Regions from separate parts of the Homo sapiens genome. Here region 1 is linked to region 2. A link is an interaction called in ENCODE POLR2A ChIA-PET data of the cell type or tissue named here. Cell type or tissue: A673. All regions are shown on one strand. Each heading gives the region's core, and the rest is flanking DNA. Links, peaks and the distances in the headings are about the cores only.

Evidence for each region. ChIA-PET counts read pairs that join two places held together with the same protein. Peaks named below come from ENCODE experiments on the same cell type or tissue, not always from the same donor. Only the 100,000 strongest peaks of a DNase experiment are listed, where the experiment ranks them.
Region 1: POLR2A ChIA-PET joins it to region 2 with 5 read pairs; 1 of 35 experiments calls an interaction of 5 or more read pairs at or near these places.

What each region holds. Positions count from the first base shown.
Region 1 is chr11:85,966,259-85,971,642 of GRCh38, reverse strand. All of the region lies in intron 19 of PICALM (phosphatidylinositol binding clathrin assembly protein), which reads left to right. Among named protein-coding and RNA genes, the nearest start is that of PICALM, 100 kb to the left of the region's middle. In A673, for the core only: no CTCF peak of the experiment used is centred there; a DNase peak (open chromatin) is centred at 2,562; H3K27ac peaks cover 1,157 bases.
Region 2 is chr11:87,323,917-87,329,300 of GRCh38, reverse strand. It overlaps TMEM135 (transmembrane protein 135), which reads right to left. Exons shown (of 15, transcript NM_022918.4): 15 at 477-5,384. It also overlaps the pseudogene LOC100420680 and the pseudogene PSMA2P1. Among named protein-coding and RNA genes, the nearest start is that of TMEM135, 290 kb to the right of the region's middle. In A673, for the core only: no CTCF peak of the experiment used is centred there; a DNase peak (open chromatin) is centred at 3,120; H3K4me3 peaks cover 407 bases; H3K27ac peaks cover 646 bases.

The DNA.
Region 1 (5,384 bases), core at 303-5,302, 1.4 Mb after region 2:
CGCCTTGGCCTCCTGAGTAGCTGAGATTACTGGTGTATGCCACCATGCCTGGCTAATTTTTGTATTTTTTTTAGAGATGGAGTTTTGCCATGTTGCCCAGGCTGTTCTTGAACTCCTGAGCTCTAGCAGTTCATCTGCCTCGGCCTCCCAAAGTGCTGGGATTACAGGTATGAGCCACCGTACCCACCCAGCATCTGCTCTTAACCCAGGTTTTACGTCCTGTTGCCTTCTAAAACCCACATAACCGTTTCACAGAAACACCAGAAAAGTGCCAGAATTTCCTTGTGCATGAAAAAAAACAGGGACAGAAATACCTTTTCTTAATTACTTTATATCAGAAGAGAAGTGAATGAGAACATTAGGGTAATAAGTTTCTAGTTGAAAGATAAAATTTGAAATGAGTACTTAAGTATTACTGAAAAAGCAAATGAAGGAAGCAAATTGATAACTAGGAAAATAAAATCAGGCAGCAATGAAATGGCTTGAAGAAGCTTTGGTCTCTCTACATAGTCATTTGAATCATTTGAAAGTCAGAATCTTAAATTTGTTAATGTTACTTTTAATTATTTTGTAATTCCTTTGTTCTGCATGTATCTAATCACAAAGTCTCACTAATTATTCCTCTGCTATAATTAGACCCACCCTTCTCCTTGCATTCTACAGCTTTCACCCAGTCTTGGAACCTCTTTATTCACACTTGTTTTGCAATAGTCACTCATGTTCTCTGCCTCCCCGATTTAATCCGTTTTGTAAATATTGGAACAATCTTTTGTAGGCAGTATTTGTAATACCCATCTCCATACTCAAACATTTAGGGAGGTGAATCTTTTTTGTGTGTGGGTAATGGAGTCTCACTCTGTCCCCCAGGCTGGAGGGCAGTGGTACGATTTCAGCTCACTGCAGCCTCTGCCTCCTGTGTTAAACCTCCTGCCTCAGCCTCCCCGGCAGCTGGGATTACAGGCACACGCCACCACACCCAACTAATTTTTAGTAGAGACAGGGTTTCACCATGTTGGCCAGGCTGGTCTCAAACTCCTGGCCTCAAGTGATCCTCCCTCCTGGGCCTCCCAAAGTGTTGGGATTACAGGTGTGAGCCACTGTGTCCAGCCTAAGGAGGTGAATCTAAATATAACTGAACATTTAAAGCCTTTTCTCAGCTTTCCTTCCATCTTAAAACAACCTCATGAAGCCTCCCTATTTATAAGAGTAATAATGAGTTAACGGAATATTCAAGTTCTTCGATTCCATGCTTTTACAATTCTCAATAAGTATCCAGTGTTCTGCTGTTATTTGTCTTTTCCATAAGTCCTTCACCTGCCATAAAGTGGGTTTATTCTTTGTCCAGTCTTCAGTCATCTGGTGTCCCTTTCACATCCTTATGAGATCTGGAATTCTTTTCCTTATTCTGCATTATTTTTTCTTACAGACCTTGTGACTACCTGGCATCCATCCAGTCTAGCAAGGGCTTTCTTTACTAGATTATAAGCTTCATGAAGGCAAGCTTCTCTGGCATGTTTACTTCTCTGTCCCTAGTTCCTAGAACAGTGCCTGACATGTAATAGTTTTTGGACATTATTTGTTAAGTAAATGAATCACCTTGTAAACTTACCTTTTTCATCATATAACTTACTCTGCCCCTCCTTAATCTCTCATTTCACTTACTTGTAACCATTATAATAACTTGCAGTGGTGTTCAAAATTGGTTTGATTTGTTGGCTAATAGTTATGGTGAGCTAAAACATTAGACGGCTCACCTGAGGAATGAAGACAGCTTTATTTTATGTTTATGATTGAACATTTTTAATAATTAAAAATTAAACTGTTGGCCGAACACAGTGGCTCATGTCTGTAATACTAGCACTTTGGGAGGCTGAGGTAGGAGGATCACTTAAGTGCAGGAGTTCCAGACCAACCTGGGCAACATAGTGAGACTGTCTGTTTTTTAAAAAGAAAAAAGTAAACTGTTTATCTTTGAACTAGATAAGGTTTTTCTCATGCTTTAAAGCATGTTTAATGATTCTCAGCCAGTCTCTTGGATTAATTTTGTCCGTAGAATGCTAGCCGAAACCAAAAGATTTTTCTTAATGAATTACCTTTTAATTGTTCTTTCATTGTTTTGTTCCCTTTTTTTCAATTGGATTAAAAAATTATTAAGGGCAGAGATCATCCATCTCTTTGTATGGGGTAAAGTAAATGGTAGTTTAAATGAAAAATGAAATTCCATCAAAATGGAATCTTTTAATCAAATCTAATTTCTACAGCTGTTCCCAAAATTCTTCCTTGCTCTTTGAAGTGTTTGTTTTGAGAGCTGTTACTTACCTAAGGCATAACTTGTAGCTCTTGGTCTCTTGCCTGATTACTATTATATCAAGTTAACATTTTTGAGAGAGCTCTAGCCCTCTCAGATACCTTTATCTTGTTGCCATTTAGTGAGACATTCCAGTGTGTTGTGTGTCTTACATTTTATCTAGGTTACTCTAAGCACTGCATTAGTGCTTGTTTATGAGGAAGCAGCTAACACCTTCCAGATGGCTGTTAGCTCAGACTTGATTCAATTCTTCAGGAAATTGTCATTATGGCTTTAATTCAGTAGACTGCGCTGTAGCTTTGAACTTATGAATTCCTATACACATACCCTTTTCTCCGTGTGTGTGTGTGTGTGTGTGTGTGTGTGTGTGTGTGTGTGTGTGTGTGTTGAGTCATTTTTCTGTATTTTTTAGATATTTTCATGGAATTGTTTAACAACAGATACTATTGTTTTTCTGTTTCATGCCTAACATTGTAGCTGTCTTTATTATGTTGTTCTACATTAGTGCATCTTCCTAGATGTTTAACTTCATGATAAATTCTAGGTCCTTGTGGTTTTCCTTTTGTTTCTCTTCTGTGCTTCCTCACAGTCTTACTATTTGGTTACTTGGTACAGATTGCTAGTGTGTCTGGAAAGGGGACTCCTGCTTTCTCTTACTGGTGCTTTACATAAATTGAAATGTCCATTGCTAAGCCAGTAGTTCATAAACTAATTCTTTAGTTGCAATATACAGCTATTATGTTATTAAGCATGAAGACAGTTATAGTTTCAATTTTCTTCTGAAAGTCATTGTGATATGAAATAACACTTTTTAAATGAATGTTTATATGGCAGTTTAGGTATTTTTGAAGCTCTTTGGGGGTGACAAGGGTTGTTGTTGTCATCTTATTTCCTTATATGAAAAATTCCCACTGATCACATATCAATCTGCCTATTTTCCCAGAAGCAATATGAAAAATACAGAGTATTACCTTTGGGCATTTAATTTTAAAATTAACTGTTGGTTTCTTTTTTGTTGTTTTTGTTTGTTTGTTTTGTTTTTTTGAGACAGGGTCTCACTCTGTCCCCCAGGCTGGAGTGCAATGGCACAATCATGGCTCACTGTAGCCTCAGCCTCCAGGGTAGCTAAGACTGCAGGCACACACCACAATGCCTGACTAATTTTTAATTTTTTGTAGAGCAAGCATACATCAGACTGGTCTTGAACTCCTGATCTCAAGCAGTCCTCCCACCTTGGCTTCCAAAAGTGCTGGGATTATAGGCATGAGCCACTGCTCCTGGCCAAGTTTTGTTGGTTTCTTGACTGGTATTAGGCCTTTTTTTAAAGGAGGACTGCCAGTTTTGTTTATGGAGGATATGGTTAAAGATGCAAAATGGCTGCTGTTTTTTGTTGTTTGCAGTGGCTAATTTTAAATCAGTCTGACATCAGTTAAGTGTCTGAAAGGAAATGATGGCTTGTTGTGAGTGCTTTTTATCCTTCTAAATGGGAACACTGTTGCCTTTAGATATTCGAATAATTTAAGTCTTAGAAAAAGCCTTTTAAAGTACTTTCTTGTATTTAAGAACTAGTGGCTGCTTTTAGGTTTCGTTTTGGTTTTGTTTTTTGGTTTTGTTGTTGTTGTTTTATTCTCTTGGTGTGTTAATTGTGAGTATTGGCAGTACCTCCTCTGTCAGCCGATCTCTCCAGCTGGATTTCTGTGAAGAAGGCTTTTTGCCTTGTAAGCAATGTGTTGTGCTCATTCATCCTTGCCTACTGCAGAATACCATGAGGGACGTTTCCTTGGGGATTGGGATGTAGTACCATAGGTGAAAACTAGCTCCTAGTACACACACCTGAATCATTCGAAATAGAAATGTTAGAAGTCTCATCTGCTGATCACTATTGCTAACAAGACAACTTATAGAATAAGACCTTGCTTATTACTAGGTTTTTGCTGAGGACATTCTCGAAAAGGTAGAAATCTAATTTCTTGTCTTAATAAATAAAACCAGAAAGTATTCTTAAAGTCCGGGGTGCCTGTGAAGTTCTGCAGAATCTTCATGACGAACATCAGTGACCATGTATAATACTGTGTATACAGAAAGAATGGGAATGTATTGTCTCACATTTACTAGAAAAGTTCCTTTAAAAAATTATTTCTCTACTCCAACTTTAACTTTTTCTTGTAAATTCAATATAGCCGTAAATTCTAGCTGAATTGAAATTAATTGGGATAGCAGAGTTTGAAGAGGAAAAAAACACCAGCCTTGGAACCAGCAGATCTGCATTAGAGTTTATATTATAGTTTCCTAGGACTGCTGTAACAAAGTGTACCACAAACTTGATTAAGCATGTTAAAAGTTTTTAAGCTCTTAAAAACAGAAATTAAAACAGAAATTTGTTTTCTATCACTTCTGGAGAAATCAGGGTATCGGCAGAGCCATGCTCCCTCTGAATTTTCTAGAGGAGGGTCCTTCCTTGGCTTTTCCAGCTTTTGGTAGCCCCATTCGTTCCATAGTTTGCATCTGTAGCCATTTAGTCTCTACCTGTCAACATGGCATTCTCTCTATGGGTCTCTACCTCCACGTGCCTCTCCTTATAAGGACACTGGTCATCAAATTAGGGTCACTCCAAAGACCTCATCTTAACTTGATTACATCTACAAAGACCCTGTTTCCAAGTAGGGTCAAATTTATGGGCACCAGGGGTTAGGACTTCAACACATCTTTTGGGGGGTCACAATTCAGCAGTCTTGACTTGACTCCTCAGCTAACCATGTGTTGAGAGCAAATTCTCTATGTAACTTTGAGCCTTAGTTTCCTTACCTGTAAAATTGTGGTATTACTTTGTGTACTTTATCATTTTGCTGTAAGGATCAAATGAAAATATTTGAAACTGACTAAGAAAATATTTAAAGGTTGCCCTGTTTTTGGAAATTGTTCCTATTCCCTGAATTGTCCTTATTCTCTAATTCTAAGAGGAGAATTGGGCACAGTGGCTCACACCTGTGATATCAACACTTTTGGAGGCTAAAGTGGAAGGATCACTTGAGCCCAGGAATTGGAGGCTACAGTTAGCAATGATCACACCACTGTA
Region 2 (5,384 bases), core at 98-5,097:
TGTTTAAAGGATGTTTTGTTTTGCAGGCTCTTTTTAGATTTATTTCTATATGGTTAAAAACCAATGTTTTAAAAATGACACTTATAAGGCCAGGCACAGTGGCCCACGCCTATAACTGGAGAACTTTGGGAGGCTTAGGAGGGAGGATTGCTTGAGTGTAAGAGTTCAAGACCAGCCTAGGCAACACAGTGAGACCCCTGTCTCTACAAAAAAACAAAAACGAAAACAAAATTAATCAGGCATGGTGGCATGTGCCTGTAGTCCCAGCTACCAGGGAAGCTGAGGTGGAAGGATTACTTAAGCCTGGGACGTCAAGGCCACAGTGAGCCATGATCATGCCATTGCACTCCAACCTGGGTGACAGAGTGAGACCCTGTCTCATTTATACACTGCTGGTGAGAATGTAAATTAGTACAACCTCTACAGACAACAGTATGGAGGTGTCTTAAAGAACTAAAAGGAGATCTACCATAAAAGACACTCGTATATATATTTTTATTGTTAACACAGTTCACAATTGCAAAGATACAGAATCAACCAAAGTGCCCATAGACCAATGAGTGGATAAAGAAAATGTGGTATATATGCACCATGGAATACTACTCAGCCATAAAAAATAAAAGATGAAATAATGTCTTTTGCAGCATCTTGGATGGAGCTGGAGGCCATTATTCTAAGTAAAGTAACTCCGGAATAGAAAATCAAATTCTGTATGTTCTCAACTGTAAGTGGGAGCTAAGCTATGGATACACAAGGGTATACAGAGTGATATAATGGACTATGGAGACTCAGAAGGGGAAGGAATAAAAAGCTATATATTGGGTACAATGCACACTATTCTGGTGACAGGTGCACTAAAATTTCAGACTTCACCAATATACAATTCATCCATGCAACCAAAAACCACTTGTACCCCAAAAGCTACTGAAATAAAAATAAGCAAATTCATTCCTTAATTAAATGACACATAAAACATAATCAACTAAGATTTTTTAAAGATGAGCAAAACCTTCAAAGACGAGATTGACAGTATTTTAGCATACACAGAAGAGTGGAGAAAAAGAGAATTCTAAATCAAGAGAGAGAAGGATATAATGGGAAATGAAACTGAGATCTGATCTATACAGAATTGGAATATGTCCATTAGAAATGTTTTCAGCTGAAAGTAACAGAATTCTTGGGTAATAGAGCCATAAAGCCTGTGATGGTTAATTTTAGGCATCAACTTGACTGGATTAAGGAATATCTAGAGAACTGGTAAGGCATTATTTTGGGGTGTGTCTGTGAGGGTGTTTCCAGAGGAGATTGGCATGTGAGTTAGCGTGGACTAGGCAGAGAAGATCTGCCCTCAATATGGGCAGGCACCTCCAATCCACTGGAGGCCTGGGTAGAATAAAAACAGAAGAAAGGAGAATTGGCTTCTCTCTCTCCCCTGCAGCAGGGATACACTCTTCTCCAACTGCCCATGGACATTAGGACCCCAGATCCTCTAACCTTGGGACTCCAGGACTTAAAACTATCACTCCCCCATCCCACCCCCAGGTTCTCAGACTTGAAAATTCAGCCTTGGACTGAGAATTACACCATCAGTTTCCCTGGTTCCAAGGCTTTTGGACTTGTACTGAGCCAGACCACCAGCATCCCAAGGTCTCCAGGTTATGAATGGCCTGTGGTGGGGTTTCTCAGCCTCCACAATCACATGAGCCAACTCCCTTAATCCCCTCTCATATCTCTCTCTGTGTCTCTCTCTATCCCTCTCATATCTCTCTCTATGTATCTCTCTATCCCTATTGTTCTGCCTCTCTGGGAAACCCTGACTGATACAGAACTTTAAGAAATAGAGGTTTATTTTCTCAAAATGCTCAAATGCAGATGGTTAATGGCACCATTCAGTGGCTCACAGAAGCAGGTTCTTTCTATTTTTCTGACCTGGCATCTTTAATATGCTGGTTTTTCATGTTTGTACTTTTCATTTCATGTCTGCAAGATTGCTGCCACAGATTCAGACCCTACTGACTAATACTAATACCTTGAACAAGAGAAAAAGAGGTAAAAAGAACTTTCCTTTAAGCAGAGAGGGAAGATTTTTCCCAAGTGTTTCCCAGATTTTCCATTACATTTTATTGGCCAAAACAGGGTCACATGAACACCTCCGAGTAAAGGCTGGTTGGAAAAGTATCTGGACAAGAAGAAAGGAAAGACATGAAAGGCCTAGAACAATTATGATTCATCCCTGGGGCTAGGCATGTAACTGTCTTAAACAACATCAGTGTTCCCTCAGCAAGGAAAAACTGCCACTAGTTGAGCAATTAACAATGACTGCAATCCCATTTTTGAATTTTAATCCAAGTTATAGGAAGCGTTTTAGTGAAAAAAAAAAAAAAAAAAAGGTCCTCAGATGATTCAATGATGCCTCTAGTTTCATAGATTTATTTATCCTGCCCTTTGGTTCTGAAGAGAGCCTTAGTGCTATCCCTGAGCAGTGACAGGCTATCAAAAACTGCCGACTCAGATTCAGATGCAACTGAATTTCTTCCTGAAGCTTTGCAGATATTATTTACCTTCAATTTTCCCTGAAATAAATAGAAAAATAAGGACTCCTGTTTTTTCCCTTGAGAGCTCAAGATGAAGAAATACATAGCAAAGATATGGCAGGAAAGCATGGGCCAGGAAAGGTAAAGAAAAGAATAGGAGAAAAGAGATAAGGCTTAAAATATGTTTATAGTCTCTTCTCTCCCATTCCTTTTGGCATCCAATCCCATAATGACCAACCACAGAATGTACTTCATGCTTTAAACCTTTGGCACTATAGCTTCAGGGTCCTCTTAGGTGACCAAAAATAATCTGAAAAGAAAATTAATTTAAGAGATCGATTAACTACTGGAAAAAGTTTAATAGACACTGAAGAACTAGACTTCGAAAATTAACTGGTCCTAGTTCAGGGATGGAGGAAAGTAGTAATGCAGGGTGACCTCAGCCAACATAGGTCTACAGGTCTACTTTATGGAAGCCTGAATCTCTCAAGACAGAAAGGGATGCTGAGTCTAAGCAAGGCAGATAAAGCATGTTGTATGCCTATGGCCTCTATGCCAAGACCAGGGAACATCCTATTATCCACGGTCTGACAAGATTAGAATGTTATGCTCTGCAGAGGCAGCAGGCTGGGGGTGGGGGAGAGTATGGCACAAAACTGAATATTAAAAAAAAAAAAAACTGAACAGGCAAGCTATAGTAGTTTGTGAGCTAAAGAAAGAAGTATAAACTGCTCTTGGCCCTGATGTCCCTGTTGGTGACCAGATGGTATGTGTGTCTGTGGTAATATACTGGGATTTTCAGGTCTGCTGGGACAAAAGATAAAACCCAATACATTATTTCATGTAAAACATATTCGTAGGAGGGACAGATGGAAAAAAAATGGAGAAAGTAAAAGAAAATAGGAAATTCCAGAGTCAAGTGATGTTACGGGGTTTTAAGAAGAGAAGAAATTAATTGTTCTGGATTTAAAGGCTTCACATACAGAGAAACATCTCCTTCCATATCTGTGCAATTATCTTCTACATCATCCTGCCTAAGAAAAACAGAGCATATAAAAAAAAAATCAGTGTCTCTGGAAATGTTTACTCCATTGTTATCACCGTTATGATCACTCCAGAGCCTCTCACTTGAACGGCTGGCTTAAAAGGTTGCAATGAAGTCCAAGGAGACTAGTTAACATAAAGTAACACCAGCAAGCAGAGAATGGACAAGGTGGCAGGGAGAGGGAGCAGCAAGAGAGACAGACAGAGAGAGAGAGAGAGGGAGAGAGAGAGAGCCCACATAAAACAGCAACAGAATAATTTCCAAAAGACCAGATATAAATTCTTTCCTCCAACCAAAAGTCAATCATTTTCTTCTGTGTGTAAAATAGCACACATTCTTATTCACCACAGCTGTAAGCTTAAGGCCATTCACTCACTACTCTGCTGTAGTCCTATGACACTAGCTATATCATGGCCAACTTACTGCCCCACTTCTGTTTCCAGAAGTCACACACACTAGAGTCAGTTTCATTTCTTTGTAGTTACCCTTTTTGCAACTACAGGGCTATTACAAAGTCACCTGAGGCCACTACTTTAAACAGAAACATAGTACTACAAAGCCCTAGAATCTAAGACAGCCCCCCAATCTGAGGGTCATCTCAGTCCTTGACACTCCTTTCTTTGTTAATTCCACAAGAAGAAGAAATTATAGAGCTGGCACCAATGGTGGCTTCAGCACCAATAGTAAAGGGCTGGAGGCAATTGTAAACATCACCTCCACAATGAAGGTAACCTTATTACTCATCACATTCAAAGTGCAGCCCTAAAGAAAATAATCACTTCTTATTCCTTTTCTTGTATTTTTTTCTTGGCCACTCATTTTCAGCTGAGTGAAGTATTCTACTATGTGAAAATGATTACTAGAAGGAGGTGTTAGGAGAGAGAATGTTTATAAGATATCTTAGTAAGAAATGTATACTTTTGCCTTTGGGAAACAAAGGACAACTTTGTTGCTGTGTCAAACTACTTAATACTCATACAAATAAAAATATGGCTAGGTACCGTGGCTCACACCTGGAATCCCAGAGTCCCGGGAGGCCAACCCAAGAGGATCACTTGAGGCCAGGAGTTTAAGACCAGCCTGGACAACATAGCAACACCTTGTTTCTACAAAAAAAAAATAAATAAAATAAATATTAGCCAGGCATGGTGGCACATGCCTGTTGTCCCAGCTATTAGAGACTGAGGGGAAATAATTGCTTGAACCAAGGAATTTGAGGTTTCAATGAGCTATGATTGCACCACTGTACTCCAACCCGGGCAACAGAGCTAGACCTCAACTCAAAAAATAAAAAAATAAATCACACGGAGAATTTAAGGAATCTCTGGGCTAATAATTTCTCTGCTCCAAAAACAACATTTGGGCCATTGCTCCAGTGGTCAGTTCCCTTCAGTCCCACAAGAAGCTTCCTAATTAGCACCAAGGGAGAGGTTGTGACACAGGCAAGTGGACGAAGCTCCCTGAGAGTAAAGGACATTGCTTTTCATTACCTATGAAATGTAGAGCACACAGAAGCTCAGGGATATGATAAAATATAAGCAGGAAACAATTACGTCAGCATTAACAACTAAATGAAATGTTAGCCTAGATACAATCTACAAGGAGACGAACACTCGAGCACAACAAGAAAATACTGTGTGACATTTGCTCAGTTTGGATTCCATCAAAAACATACATGTTCAGTCTAATAAAAGTTCATTATAAAATCTGAGAGCCAAAAAAATATAAAATTCTAAATTAAATAACAACTGACTAAACAACGAATGAAGGCAAAAAATAAACTAGATATCAACTGAGTGATGACT